2 separate regions of the Homo sapiens genome follow, and region 1 is linked to region 2. The links are chromatin contacts, found by Hi-C or POLR2A ChIA-PET in ENCODE. All regions are on one chromosome and are shown on one strand. Each heading gives the region's core, a stretch centred on a gene start or an enhancer-like site at or near the end of the contact. The rest is flanking DNA. Distances are from core to core; before and after follow the strand shown.

Evidence for each region. A loop is a pair of places that touch in the nucleus more often than their neighbours do. ChIA-PET counts read pairs that join two places held with the same protein, here RNA polymerase II (POLR2A). Pooled maps may share reads with other maps.
Region 1: a pooled map shows a loop between it and region 2 (3-fold over the local background). The contact joins the promoter of TBKBP1 here to the promoter of NPEPPS in region 2. A Hi-C loop is called at or near these places in 1 of 50 pooled maps. POLR2A ChIA-PET finds 5 or more read pairs at or near these places in 3 of 52 experiments (GM10248, activated CD4-positive, alpha-beta T cell and activated T-cell).

Annotation. Positions count from the first base shown.
Region 1 is chr17:47,688,612-47,695,410 of GRCh38, forward strand. It overlaps TBKBP1 (TBK1 binding protein 1), which reads left to right and starts at 5,550. Exons shown (of 10, transcript NM_001394755.1): 1 at 5,550-5,583. RefSeq lists enhancers at 5,305-5,985, 5,986-6,665, 6,666-6,799 and silencers at 5,769-5,898, 6,149-6,208.
Region 2 is chr17:47,527,587-47,534,575 of GRCh38, forward strand. It overlaps NPEPPS (aminopeptidase puromycin sensitive), which reads left to right and starts at 3,522. Exons shown (of 23, transcript NM_006310.4): 1 at 3,522-3,969. The coding sequence starts at 3,715. RefSeq lists silencers at 4,032-4,181, 4,212-4,391.

The DNA of each region.
Region 1 (6,799 bases), core at 4,300-6,799, 160 kb after region 2:
CATCTCTACTACTAATACAAAAATTAGCTGGGCATGGTGGTGCATGCCTGTAGTCCCAGCTACTCAGGAGGCTGAGGCAGAAAAATCGCTTGAACCTGGGAGGCGGAGGTTGCATTGAGCTGAGATCGCGCCACTGCACTCCAGCCCGGGCAACAAAGCAAGACTCTGTCTCACAAAACAAAAACAAAAACAAAAACAAAAAACAGGCTGGGCGCAGTGGCTCACGCCTGTAATCCCATCACTTTGGGAGGCCGAGGCAGGCGGATCACCTGAGGTCAGGAGTTCAAGACCAGCCTGACCAACATGGTGAAACCCCGTCTCAACTAAAAATACAAAATTAGCTGGGCGTGATGGCACATGCCTACAATCCCAGCTACTCAGGAGGCCAAGGCAGGAGAATCACTTGAACCTGGGAGGTGGAGGTTGCGGTGAGCTGAGATCGCGCCATTGTACTCCAGCCTGGACGACAAGAGCGAAACTCCATCTCAAAAACAAAAACAAAAAAACACATTAGCCAGGTGTGGTGGGAGGATGAGGCAGGAGGATCACTTGGGCCCAGGCGATCAAGTCTGCAGTGAGATGTGATTGCGCTACTGCACTTACCAAACAACTGTTTACGTGCCAGGAGACACTGGGGATATAGCAGTGAATAAGCAAACAAAATCTTCCTGTGGAGCTCACATTCTGATGGATAAATAATCAATATTCAATAATTCAATATAACTTTTTTTTTTTTTTTTTTGAGACGGAGTCTTGCTCTGTCACCCAGGCTGGAGTGCAGTGGCGCGATCTCGGCTCACTGCAAGCTCCGCCTCCCGGGTTCACGCCATTCTCCTGCCTCAGCCTCCTGAGTAGCTGGGACTACAGGCGCCCGCCACCACGCCCGGGTAATTTTTTGTATTTTTAGTAGAGACGGGGTTTCACCGTGTTAGCCAGGATGGTTTCGATCTCCTGACCTTGTGATCCACCCGCTTCGGCCTCCCAAAGTGCTGGGATTACAGGCGTAAGCCACCGCGCCTGACCTCAATATAACCTTTTAAAAATTCTGTTTGGGAGATAGCAGAAATGAACATGGCTGTGGAGAAAAATGAAGCACATATGGAATTATAAAAAACAAAAAACATCTGGGCGTGGTGGCTCATGCCTGTAATCCCAGCACTTTGGGAGGCTGAGGTGGGGGATCACCTGAGGTTGGGAGTTTGAGACCAGCCTGACCAACATGGAGAAACCCCATCTCTACTAAAAATACAAAATTAGCCAGGCATGGTGGCACATGCCTGTAATCCCAGCTACTCGGGAGACTGAGGCAGGAGAATTGCTTGAACCCGGGAGGTGGAGGCTGCGGTGAGCCGCGATGGTGCCATTGCACTCCAGCCAGGGCAACAAGAGTGAAACTCCGTCTCAAAAAAAAAAAAAAAAAAAACCACTCTATTCCTTCCCAAACCCTACTAATTCAATTAGGGGCTCTGCATTACCTCCACAGGAATTTGGGGACGTGGTGAAGGAATGTCTTTCTACCACTGCCCTACCCTCCCATCTGATGGAACACCTGCAGCTGCAGTTGGAGTCCCAGGATGCTTGCATGGTGAATGGCCCACTTTCTAGGGTCTGGAACTGGAGGGCGAAGGTGGCACCTAGATCCTGCAGTCACATGGGGCTAATCAATTTTCCTGCCCGCCAGGGTTCCATTTGAGTCATCTGGGTTTTATTTTGATTCAGCCTCTTTAACTGGCTGCTAATGTCACCTCCTCCTACTCTTTTCAGGCAATAATGGGACAGGAAAGACAGCCTCCAGAGCAAGAGTCATGGGAGTGGGAGAGTCTCCCTGGTGGTTTCCAAGGAGGAAACACTGGCAGGGCCTGGCTCTGGGGGCCTGCATTTGCACTGTCTCTCCTACCTTAACGATTGGAGGTGGGTCCTCTGTTATCACACCTGTGAAGGCCATTTAGAAATGTTTTACAACTCATGCCTGACCACTGTCCACCACTTTCCCCACTGTCCTCCCACTGTGGCTCCTATCCCCTTCACCATCTCCCCTATTATTGTCTCCACCATGATGAGCCCTGCCAATACCAGGGGCTCTTAAAAGGGATTCAGACCAGCTGGGCATGGTGTCTCACGCCTGTAATCCCAGCACTTTGGAATGCCGAGGCAGGCGGATCACGAGGTCAGGAGATCGAGACCCCATCTCTACTAAAAATACAAAAAATTAGCTGGGCGTGGTGGCGGGCGCCTGTAGTTCCAGCTACTCAGGAGGCTGAGGCAGGAGAATGGCATGAACCTGGGAGGCGGAGCTTGCAGTGAGCGGAGACCACGCCACTGCACTCCAGCCTGGGTGACAGAGCGAGACTCCGTCTCATAAAAAAATAAAAATAAAAATAAAAAGGGTATTCAGACCAATGTTCAGCTTTCTCAGATGAGGAAACAGGCCTAGAAAAGTGAAGTAGTCTTAAGTCACACTGCCTCATTTATTTATTCATTCAACAAAGAACATACTTTCTTACTCTTTTAAGATTTAGCTTAGCCAGGTGCGGTGGCTCATGCCTGTAATCACAGCACTTTGGGAGGCCGAGGCAGGTGGATGGCTTGAACCCAGGATTTTGAGAGCAGCCTGGGCTACATGGTGAAACCTTGTCTCTACAAAAAATACAAAAATTAGCCGGGCGTGTGGCATACGCCTGTAGTCCCAGCTGAGGCGCAAGCCACCACGCCTGGAGACTGAGGTGGGAGGATCACCTTAGCCCAGGAGGGCGAAGCTGCAGTGAGCCAAAATTGCACCACTGCACTCCAGCCTGGGCGCCAGAGAAAGACCCTGTCTTTTAAAAAAAAAAAATTGTAAGAGCTCATCAAGGAGACCTTCTCTGAATACTGTGAAGCAGATCCCATCCTCCCATTCTTCTCTAGTACTGCCCCTTGGTGTTTCTTTTTATCCTTTATCACAATTTCCTTCCTTCCTTCTTTCCTTCTTTCTTTTTTTTGAGACGGAGTTTCGCTCTTGTCACCCAGGCTGGAGTGCAATGGGGTCACCTCGGTTCACTGCAACCTCTACCTCCTGGGTTCAAGCAATTCTTCTGCCTCAGCCTCCCGAGTAGCTGGGATTACAGGGACCCACCGTCATGCCTGGCTAATTTTTGCATGTTTAGTAGAGACGGGTTTCACCATGTTGGTCAGGCTGGTCTCAAAGTCCTGACCTCAGGTGATCTGCCTGCCTCAGCCCCACAAAGTGCTGGGATTACAGGCATGAGCCACTGTGCCTGGTCCTTTATCACAATTTCTAGTGGTTTTACTTATTCATCTTTTTATTTTTCTGACTTCTCTACCATACTGCAAGCTCTAAGAGAGCAAGAGACATGTATACCTGTCAGAGACATGTTCAGCACTGTATTCTCAGCACCCAGCACATAATAGATGTTCAAGAAATCTTTGCCGAATAAATATACAACGAGCAGGTACCAACCCTCAGGGCACCTTAGAATACAAGGATGGATGGGATATAATCTCTGCTCTCAGAACTGCCTGGTATGAGCAGCAGAACTAGAAATGGAGAATGCAATGAGATCAGGTCCAGATTGGGGGAGGGGGAGGATTTTAGGGCACCTAAACCAGGCCTAATGGACTTTTGCCACCAACCACCTAGAACCAAGGATAGAAGCATTTGGCTGCACCCTGCCAGGTGACTCAATTAGGCCCTGAGCATCCAAGCAGCAGCAGGGGGCTGATGACTCATCCCAGACAGTGTGTGCTTAGAGGGTCCTGGGACCCCTTTTTCCAGTGAGGGAGGGCTTGCCAGTTGGTCTTATGGGTCCTGTTTGTGGCCAAGTCCAAGGTCACCGAGGGTCCCAGAGACAACCCTACACCTCCTAGTCTAGCCTCCAATCTTTTGCCTGGTCCCTTGCTTCAGAAGAGATCTTGGGGAGTACTAGGGAAAGGAACATCTGCCTAGCCCTTGGGATTAGTGGGGTGACAGATGTCCCCACTGGTTTGCCTTCATATCTAGAGGGTAGATAGGTCATCCCACATGGTTCAGAGAAAGCTAGTGCCTCAGAGAACAAGTGGCTGACCTGCCTTCCTGTTCTGGACTACAAACGGGAGCCAGTGCTGGCAGGAAAGACTGAAAGGGAACCCAGCAGGAGGAGGAGGAAGGAAGCCACTGAGAATCCCCCCTTCTATGAAGAGAATGAGTCTAGAGCTCTGGCTGGCTCTCCTGGTAGAAGCTCACCTCTCAGTCCAATTTTCTCCCAGCAGTGAGGAAAGATGGCAGCTGCTGCTTTTCAAAGCTCAGAGAGAGCAAGAAACCTTTTCCTTCCATCCTCCCCCTCGGAGATTCCCACCCCCATCCCACCTCAGGAGCCAAAAAGGTAGGCTCAGGTTCCCAGCAGTCTTCGCAGCTAAGGCTGAATCTGCCAAAAGCCCCCGCCCAGCTTATCCCCTGCTTCCGGGCTTTGCCTCCCTGTCCACAGAGGATGCTCTTCAGCCAGAGTGCTCCAGGGTTCCCCTGATCATTCTCTACCTGCAGCTAGGCTGACCATGCCTCTGTCCACATTATTTAATCCACCAGGCAATACTCAAAATGACATCGTTAACACTTCCTGAGCATTCGCAGGCTGCTGTATTTAGTTCTGATCCCCATTCTTCCTCCATGAGAGTGCTTAGGTGGGGCATGATCTCCAGCTTAGAAAGGTTAAGGTAACTTGCCCAAGGTCACACAGCAGGAAAGTAGCAAAAAACTTGTTTCTCTTGCCCAGCAGTTTGGCAGGTGCTCAAATAATCTTTGTGCACAGGGTGACATCTGTTGTTTCTTCATTTCCCTGACCTGTGGGTACTTGAGGGTGGCCGGGGAGTGGTGTGTGGGGAGGGAGATGGCTGTCCTTCTTCATGAATGAATCTTTGACCTCCTTAGTTTACTCTCACTTCCAAAGAAGTTACAGCTTTAATCTCTCTGTACCCTATGTTCAATGTATTTATCGCAGCAATGCCCCTTTTACCAAGAGCAACGAAGAGCAGGTCTAATGATTTCCTTCTCAAAAGCGCAAAGACCAAAAAAAAAAAAAAAAAGCCAGATAAATAGCCCCACTTCCTCCCCAAATATACAGCCCATAACTAAACAACCAAAACAACCAAAGCATCAGCCGGGCCCCTGCACTGACCGCAGACGCCCCCAACACACGCCACCACGCCACACTGCGCCGGGAGGCGTCGGGGAGGGGGCGCCAGCGCGGGCCGCTGGCGCCGCAGGGAGCCGGTGGGCTCCGGGCGCGCTGCCAGGAAGGGCCGCACCGTAGGGGCCGCCGCCTCTCGCCACGTGGTGGTGGCAGCGGCGGGGTCCGGGGCGCCTTCCCAGCTGGAGAAACCCGGAGCAGCCGGGGAGGAGGAGGCGGAGGAGGCGGCGGCGGCGGAGGAGGAGCGGGGCGGACGGGAGGGAGGGGGTTGGGGGGAGGGGTGGGGGGTGGGGAGAGACCCGGCGGCGGCGACAGGGCGAGGAGCAGAGCGCGGTACCAGGGGGGTGGGGGCACTGGTGCCCGTTTGGGGAGGGAGCAGGCGGAGGGGGTAAGCTGCGATTACAAGCAGGAACCGGCAGCAGCTGTGAGTCCCCGGCTGGGGCTAGGGCTGGGGGAGGGGAGCGGCGCCCGGGCTGGGCCCCAGGGGTCGCGGGGTGGGCAGGAGGAGGCGGCAGGAGGGCGGCTGGCAGCCGCACGGGATGGCTGGGAGGGAAGGGGTCCGGTGTCGGCCGCCCTCATCCCCTCGCGTCCCCCTCCGCCGCCGTTCCTCAGGCCGCGCCACTCCCGGAGCCCCTTCCCCGGCCCCGAGAGGGTGTCCGGGGGCCCAGGGCTCGGCCGGTTGTGGGGGAGGGGGCTGCGTGGTCTCGGCCCCCGAGAGGGGAGGGGCGACAATTTCTGTCGGCCGAGCGAAAGGGGTTTAAAGGGCGGCTCTTAAAGGGGCCGCAGGAGGGGCCCGGGCCGACAGAGGCACTCACCCCTTCCCCAGCCGCCTTCCATTGCGCTCACCCGGGCGCTGGGCCCAGAGAGGAATGCGGAGGAAGGAGGCATTTGTGGTGCGGCCTCGGGGACAGAGCCCCGCCAGCGGGGTGGGCGCAGAGGGGCGGGCGGGGGTCTGGGGGGGTGTGGTAAGCGCTGGCGCGCGGAGCTGGGGGGAGGGGATGGCGTGGGAAGGAGAGGGTTAAAGGTGGGGCCGGCCCTACAAACGCGCGCACACACTCCTTACTCAGACCCAGTCACTCGCGTTTCCCTGGCACTTAGATGGGCCTGTGGGTGGCGGAGGGGGGGGGGTGGATTGAATTGGAGCCTGCGCCGGAGCCCTTTGCACCCCAAGCTCCTGCAGCCCGACCTGGGGGCCCCGCTGTCTGAACTCACAGCTCCCTGCCGAGCCCCCTCTCCGGGGTGCACATAACGCTCCAGCGCGCGCACACACCTCGGACAGTCCCCTCGCGTCTCACGTGACACGCGGCCCGGACGTGCCACCCTGCCCACGCGCTCACGCACGCGTGCACACACCAGCCTCCTGGTCGCTGCCCCACTCCGTCCCGACGCCCCTGCGACCCCGAAGGCACTCATTGACTGACACACCTACACTCATTCACAGACGCACACTCCCCCCATACGCCAACCCCAGACACACATTCATAACCAGGCCCGAGAGAAGTACACACGCACCCCCTCACTGCCTACTCCTGCTTTCGGGAGCCTGAGTCATTCCTGCCCCCTCGTAGGGTTCCCCATTTCCCGGTGCGCGGGCACCCTGAGACAGCCTTGGGAATTCGTTCGCGTCCCCTTCCACCTGG
Region 2 (6,989 bases), core at 2,272-4,771:
GTGGTTCATGCCTGTAATCCCAGCCCTTAGGGAGGCCTAGGCAGGTGGATCACCTGAGGTCAGGAGTTTGAGACCAGCCTGGCCAACATGGTGAAACCCAGTCTCTACTAAAAATACAAAAATTAAAAAAAGAAAAAGAAATAAAAAGAAAAAAAAGAAAAAATAAACAAGAAAAACAAAACAAACAAACAAATAAAACTAAAAATACAAAAATTAGCCGGGCATGGTGGCGGGCACCTATAATCCCAGCTACTTAGGAGGCTGGGGCAGGAGAGTCGCTTGAACCCGGGGGGCAGAGGTTGCAGGAGCCAATATCATGCCATTGCAATCCAGCCTGGGCAACAAGATCGAAACTCCATCTCAAAAAAAAAAAAAGTGTTTAGTAAGCACTCGAAAAACATTCAATTACAGTTAATTAAATTATTATTATATGGGCTGGGCACAGTGGTTCATGTCTGTAATCTCAGCCCTTTGGGAGGCCTAGGTGGGCAGATCACCTGAGGTAAGGAGTTTGAGACCAGCCTGGCTAACATGGTGAAACTCCATCTGTACTAAAAATACAAAAATTAGTCGGGCATGGTGGTGGGCGCCTGTAATCCCAGCTACTGAGGAGGCTGGGGCAGGAGAATTGCTTGAACCCATGAGGTGGAGGTTGCAGTGAGCTTAGATCACGCCACTGCACTCCAGCCTGGGTGACAGAGGAGACTCCAGCTCAAAAAAAAAATTATTATATGTTATTTAAATTATTATTTCTCTGACCAGTAAGTGGTCATAGAACTACATATATATAAGAAAAGGCCCCATCTCACACCTTAGTTTGAAAGGATTGCAGCTTTTCAATCTGCCTTTCTGAAAAGTATGTAGGATTCAGAGGCTAAGAGGCCAGGCCCAGAGTCCAAAACTGTGCTGCCCAGTACAAGAGCCACTAACCACACGTGACTACTGATCACGTGAAATGTGGATAGTCAGAATTTAGATGTGCTATAAATGTAAAATACATGCTGGATTTCAAAGTTGGTGTGAACAAAATAAGTAAAATATCTCATTAATTTTTTTTTTTTTGAGACGGAGTTTCACTCTTTTTGCCCAGGCTGAAGTGCAGTGCTGTGATCTCAGCTCACTGCAACCTCCGCCTTCTGGGTTCAAGTGATTCTTCTGCCTCAGCCTCCAGAGTAGCTGGCTAGGATTACAGGCATGCGCCACCATGCCTGGCTAATTTTTGTATTTTTAGTAGAGACGGGATTTCACCATGTTGGTCAGGCTGGTCTTGAACTCCTGACCTCAGGTTATTCACCTGCCTTGGCCTCCCAAAGTGCTGGGATTACAGGCGTGAGCCACCGTGCCCGGCCTCATTAATATTTTTTATATTGATTACATGTTGAAATGATAATATTTTGGATATGTTGGGTTAAATAAGATGTGTTTTCATTTGTTTCCTTTTTACTTTTTTGTGATGTGGCTACTATAAGATTTAATACTACCTAGTGGTTCATAGTATGTTTCTGCTGGACAGTACTGGTCCATTACAACATACTACATTCAGTTTTGGAAATTACTGGGTTCTATCTGAGAAATTTCTATAAAGAAATATGAAGATTATGGATAAATCTCCTTGCCTTTGACACTTTAAATAACATTTTTAAAATTGTTATTTCATTTTTATTTTTTTAGAGACAGGGCCTCACTCTGTCATCTGGAGTGCAGTGGCACCATTACAGCTCACTGCAGCCTCCATCCACCTCCTGGGCTCAAGTGATCCTCCCGTCTCAGCCTCCCGAGTAGCTGGGATCATAGGCACACGTCACCACACCTGGGCCCACTTTTTTTTTTTTTTTTTTGAGACAGAGTCTCGTTGTCGCCCAGGCTGGAGTGTAGTGGCGTGATCTTGGCTCGCTGCAACCTCCGCCTCCCGGGTTCAAGCGATTCTCCTGTCTCAGCCTCCCTAGTAGCTGGGACTACAGGCACATGACACTATGCCAGGCTAATTTTTGTATTTTTAGTAGAGATAGGGTTTCACCATATTGGCCAGGCTGGTCTCGAACTCCTGACCTCGTGATCCACCTGCCTCAGCCTCCCAAAGTGCTGGGATTACAGGTGTGAGCCACCGTACCTGGCCCTGGCCCCCCTTTTTAAAGATAATTTCAGTTACATTATATATATATATATATATATATATATATGCATTTGTATATATACCTCCTCAATTTGCAAGGTATCTACAGAACTGAGAGAGCCACAGATAGTTCACCATTAAAGAGGCCATGATTGCTGAAGGATCTTTTAGTTTAAAAAGAAACAAAGATGAAAATGGGGAAAAGGTGAAACATCCCATTTTATTTATTTATTTATTTATTTATTTATTTATTTTGAGACAGAGTCTCACTCTGTCGCCCAGGCTGGAGTGCAGTGGCGCAATCTCGGCTCACTGCAACCTCCACCTCCAGGGTTCAAGCGATTCTCCTACCTCAGCCTCCCGAATAGCTGGGACAACAGGCGCCCGCCACCAAGCCCGGCTATTTTTTTTTTTTTTGTATTTTTAGTAGAGACGGGGTTTCACCATATTGGCCAGGCTGGTCTTGAACTCCTAACCTTGTGATCCGCCCGCCTCGGCCTCCCAAATTGCTGGGATTACAGGCGTGAGCCACCGCGACCGCCCGAAACATCCCATTTTAAACATTAAATCATGGAAACAAAAATACAGTTTTTGAAATCACTCCCTCAAAAGTCCAAATCTCATTGGTTGAAGTAACCTAGATTATTAAAGGTTTTTTTTTTTTTTTTTTTTTTTGAGACGGAGTCTTGCTCTGTCGCCCAGGCTGGAGTGCAGTGGTGTGATCTCGGCTCACTGCAAGCTCCGCCTCCCGGGTTCACGCCATTCTCCTGCCTCAGCCTCCTGAGTAGCTGGGACTACAGGCGCCCGCCACCACGCCCGGCTAATTTTTTGTACTTTTAGTAGAGACGGGGTTTCACCATGTTAGCCAGGATGGTCTCGATCTCCTTGACCTCGTGATCCGCCCGCCTCGGCCTCCCGAAGTGCTGGGATTACAGGCGTGAGACACTGCGCCCGGCTATTAAAGGTTTTATAACAAAACTTTCAAATCATCCTTTGAATTTGCTACTTAACAGGAACTAAGGCCAGAGAGCCTCAAGTCAGGGCTTTTCGCTGACCTGGAGGCAGAATCCAGTTTGGGGTTTTGCTTGTAACTGGTATTTTATGCATGCGACCCTGGCTGAACTGACCAACTGCGTAGGCTTCAATTTCCCGAGGGCCCCTTATGCCTTTCCTTCCTCTGATCAAGCCCTTCCCGGCTCCTTCCAGTTGGAAGGCCGCCCCCAGTCCTGAGCGGCGCCGACAGGTGCAGCGCCCGCCTCCAGCCCTGCGCTCGCGCGAGCAACCCGACGCCCTCCCGCCCCGCCGGCCGCGCCCTCGTCCTCGCCGCTCCGCCCTCTGCCCAGGCGTGCGCGCGCACTCCACGGGGGCGCGCCCGGCCGGCGGGGCCGCGCACGCAGCCGCCGCCACCACTTCCCCCTCTCCCTCCCTCCTTGCGGGCCCTCCTCCCCTTCCCTCCCCTCCGCCCCCTTCCCCGTAGGCAGCCCGCCCGCCAGTCCGCCCGCACCGCCTCCTTCCCAGCCCCTAGCGCTCCGGCTGGGTCTCTCCCCCGCCCCCCAGGCTCCCCCGGTCGCTCTCCTCCGGCGGTCGCCCGCGCTCGGTGGATGTGGCTGGCAGCTGCCGCCCCCTCCCTCGCTCGCCGCCTGCTCTTCCTCGGCCCTCCGCCTCCTCCCCTCCTCCTTCTCGTCTTCAGCCGCTCCTCTCGCCGCCGCCTCCACAGCCTGGGCCTCGCCGCGATGCCGGAGAAGAGGCCCTTCGAGCGGCTGCCTGCCGATGTCTCCCCCATCAACTACAGCCTTTGCCTCAAGCCCGACTTGCTGGACTTCACCTTCGAGGGCAAGCTGGAGGCCGCCGCCCAGGTACAGCGACCCTCGGGCCCCGGGGCAAGCTGCGGGGCGAGCAGTTAGGCCGCGCCCGCGGGCTGGACTCAGGGCCCGGCCGGGAGGGCGGGCGGGCCTCGGGTCGGGGCTGGGCGGCCGCAGGGCGCCGGGTTCGGCGTGCTCTGCCTTGCTCTGTTGGGGCTGGGGCTGGGGCTGGGGCTGGGGCCGGGGCAGGGACCGTGGCCGGAGCTGAGGCTGGGGCTCGGGCTGGGGCCGCGCTGCGGGAGCTCTGGGGAGCCGGCGGCCCGGCCATTGCGCCCCTCCCCGGCGAGCACACCTGTGTGGGGCTTTCCCCCCCGCCCCGGACCCTTCTGGGCTTGATAGTGTTCCGGGGGAGGCTGGAGGGTGTTGGGGGAGGACGGAGAGGTCATGGGAGTCCCCGCTCTGCCTCAACCACCTGACTCAGTTCTTTCTTTGGTTTCTCTCTACACCTCTCGGGTGATAGATTGGAGGGGGTGGTCATTTGGGACTCTGGCCGCCGCGTTGGAGCGACGAGGGGAGCTTCTAGAAGGGGGGGGAGAGGGTGAGAACGAGAATGTTAATCCCAGGCAGCCTCGCTGACTTCTCCCCGCCTGCTCCAGCCCAGGGGCTGGGTTTCCAAGATGATCCGCCCCCTCCCCCTTTCCCTCAAGTGACAGTGCAGCAGTGACTTTGTTCTCTCTTAACCTCCAGAGAAGCTGCGGGAGGACCCCATCTCCGCTTTTCCACCTATCTTCCTAGCTTTGCGGCCTTCGAAGCTGGTGGATTTATTGCTACCGTGATGGTTGCTTAGCAGTACCTTCCTCTCCCAAGAAGCTGGCTGGGCGCGGTGGCTCATGCCTGTAATCCCAGCACTTTGGGAGGCTGAGGCGGGCGCACTTGAGGTCAGGAGTTCGGGACCAGCCTGACCAACATGGTGAAACCCCCGTCTCTACTAAAAATACAAAAATTAGCGGGGCGTGGTGGCGGGCCCCTGTAATCTCAGCTACTCGGGGGCTAAGGCAGGAGAATCACTTGAACCCGGGGGGCAGAGGTTGCAGAGTCGAGATCGCGCCACTGCATTCCTGCATTCCAGCCTGGGCGACAGAGTGAGACTCCGTCTCAAAAAAAAAAAAAAAAAAAAAAAGGAAAGAAAGAAGCTATTAGTTATAACATACCACCGGTGAAAATATTCCATTACTCTTCACTGCAGTTTTTGGTGAATCATACTCCACTCCCTCCTCCCGCAGCATTATCTGAAGTATTGTTTGATTTTGGAGACCATCAGTATAGATGCCCGACAAACATCCTGCACAATAGGCATTTATGATACTATGTAATAGGAAGCCTGTAATAAAAATGGGAACTGTTTGATAGTTATCTGTAAATAGAATGTTAGTAAATATATTTTGTTTCATTTCTCTTCCTACTGCAGTCTGGGGTCGGGGGAAATCAGTAGGCTCCCACCTTAAAGAACATGGTGTATATAGTAATGAAATGAAGTGAAGACTGGTGCTCGAATGAATTGAATGTTGGTAGTTGTCTTTGAAAAACCAAGAGGGTACGGTACTCAGATTAAAAATATGTCTAAAAGTACAGAATTTAAAAGTATAGTTATCTATACTTATCTGTGATAGATAACTATAGCTGTCACATTTGGAGCACTGGTGTGAAAGCAAGAGGGCTCTAGGATTTGGCAGCATCAAAAGGCAGAACTTAGTGAAAATCAGGTGATTTAAAATTTTTCCATTAAGAATATGAATCAGAACGAATGCATCTTGGGTCTAAATTAGAATTTGAGAAGGTTATTTGGGAAACTGTGGCTTAAGCCAAGTGACTAGAGTGTTTGATATATATTGGCAAGGGGCAGATGGGAGGGATTGTAAACAGTAGTGTGTCTTGTGACTTGGCAAACCTTTGGGAAAGAGAACCTAGTGATGAATGAGTTCGCATTATGTGAAAAGACTAACATTAAAAAAAACATTTGTTTCTTTACCCTATTAGTTGCCAAAATGGATTCATAATTTTTGGAGGCAAACATATTTTGGGAAAAGTCTAGAAAAAAGTACAGATTTTTAAATGATTACTTATTAAAGAAGTGAGTTTGATTTAAGTATCGGGATAGAACAACAAGCAGTGACATGTTTCTCCTTACCTCTTTTCTACTTTTGTGGAAGACTGGTTTGTGCCATTGAGTGAGCATATGGTAATATACTAGATATTAGCAGGGACTTGTTAATTTGATGCAAGGAAATAAATAAAAAATAAATAAATTTTTTAAGTAGCATGAACTTTTCAAAACACTTTTTTTCCAGAAATTCTTTTCAGGCTAGATGGCAACACAAAGATGACACAATAGTGAATTCCAACAGGTTTTATTAAAGGATGATTGGACTTTTAAATTGTACTAATTGACATGTTTGGAAGGGTAAAAGAGGAATTAACATTGGTAAGAAGTAAAAAGCATATATTAATGTTTTTGAAATCCATGAATTAGAGCAATACGTTTAAATTGTGGCATTAGGTGGTATCTTGTGGGCATTTTAAAATATTGACAAAATTCTTTTTTTTTTTTGAGATGGAGTCTCGCTCTGTCGCCCAGGCTGGAGTGCAGTGGCACGATCTCGCCTCACTGCAAGCTCTGCCTTCCGGGTTCACGCCATTCTCCTGCTTCAGCCTCCCAAGTAGCTGGGACTACAGGTGCCCGCCACTGCACCCAGCTAATTTTTTGTATTTTTAGTAGAGACAGGGTTTTACTGTGGTCTCGACCTCCTGACCTCGTGATCTGCCCGCCTTGGCCTCCTAAAGAGCTGGGATTACAGGCGTGAGCCACTGTGCCCGGCGACAAAATTCTTATCTGTAGAAACCTATATTTATGACTGATATTGGATCAGTTTCCTAACAGTTGGAATCACATAACACAAAACATGCAAGTTGCTTAGTTGCTTTAGTTACAAAATTTTACGATAAGCCCAGAGTATTTGTGTAGGTTACATATTAGAAACTTAGTGGATTTATTTTATTTTTTATTTTTATTTTTT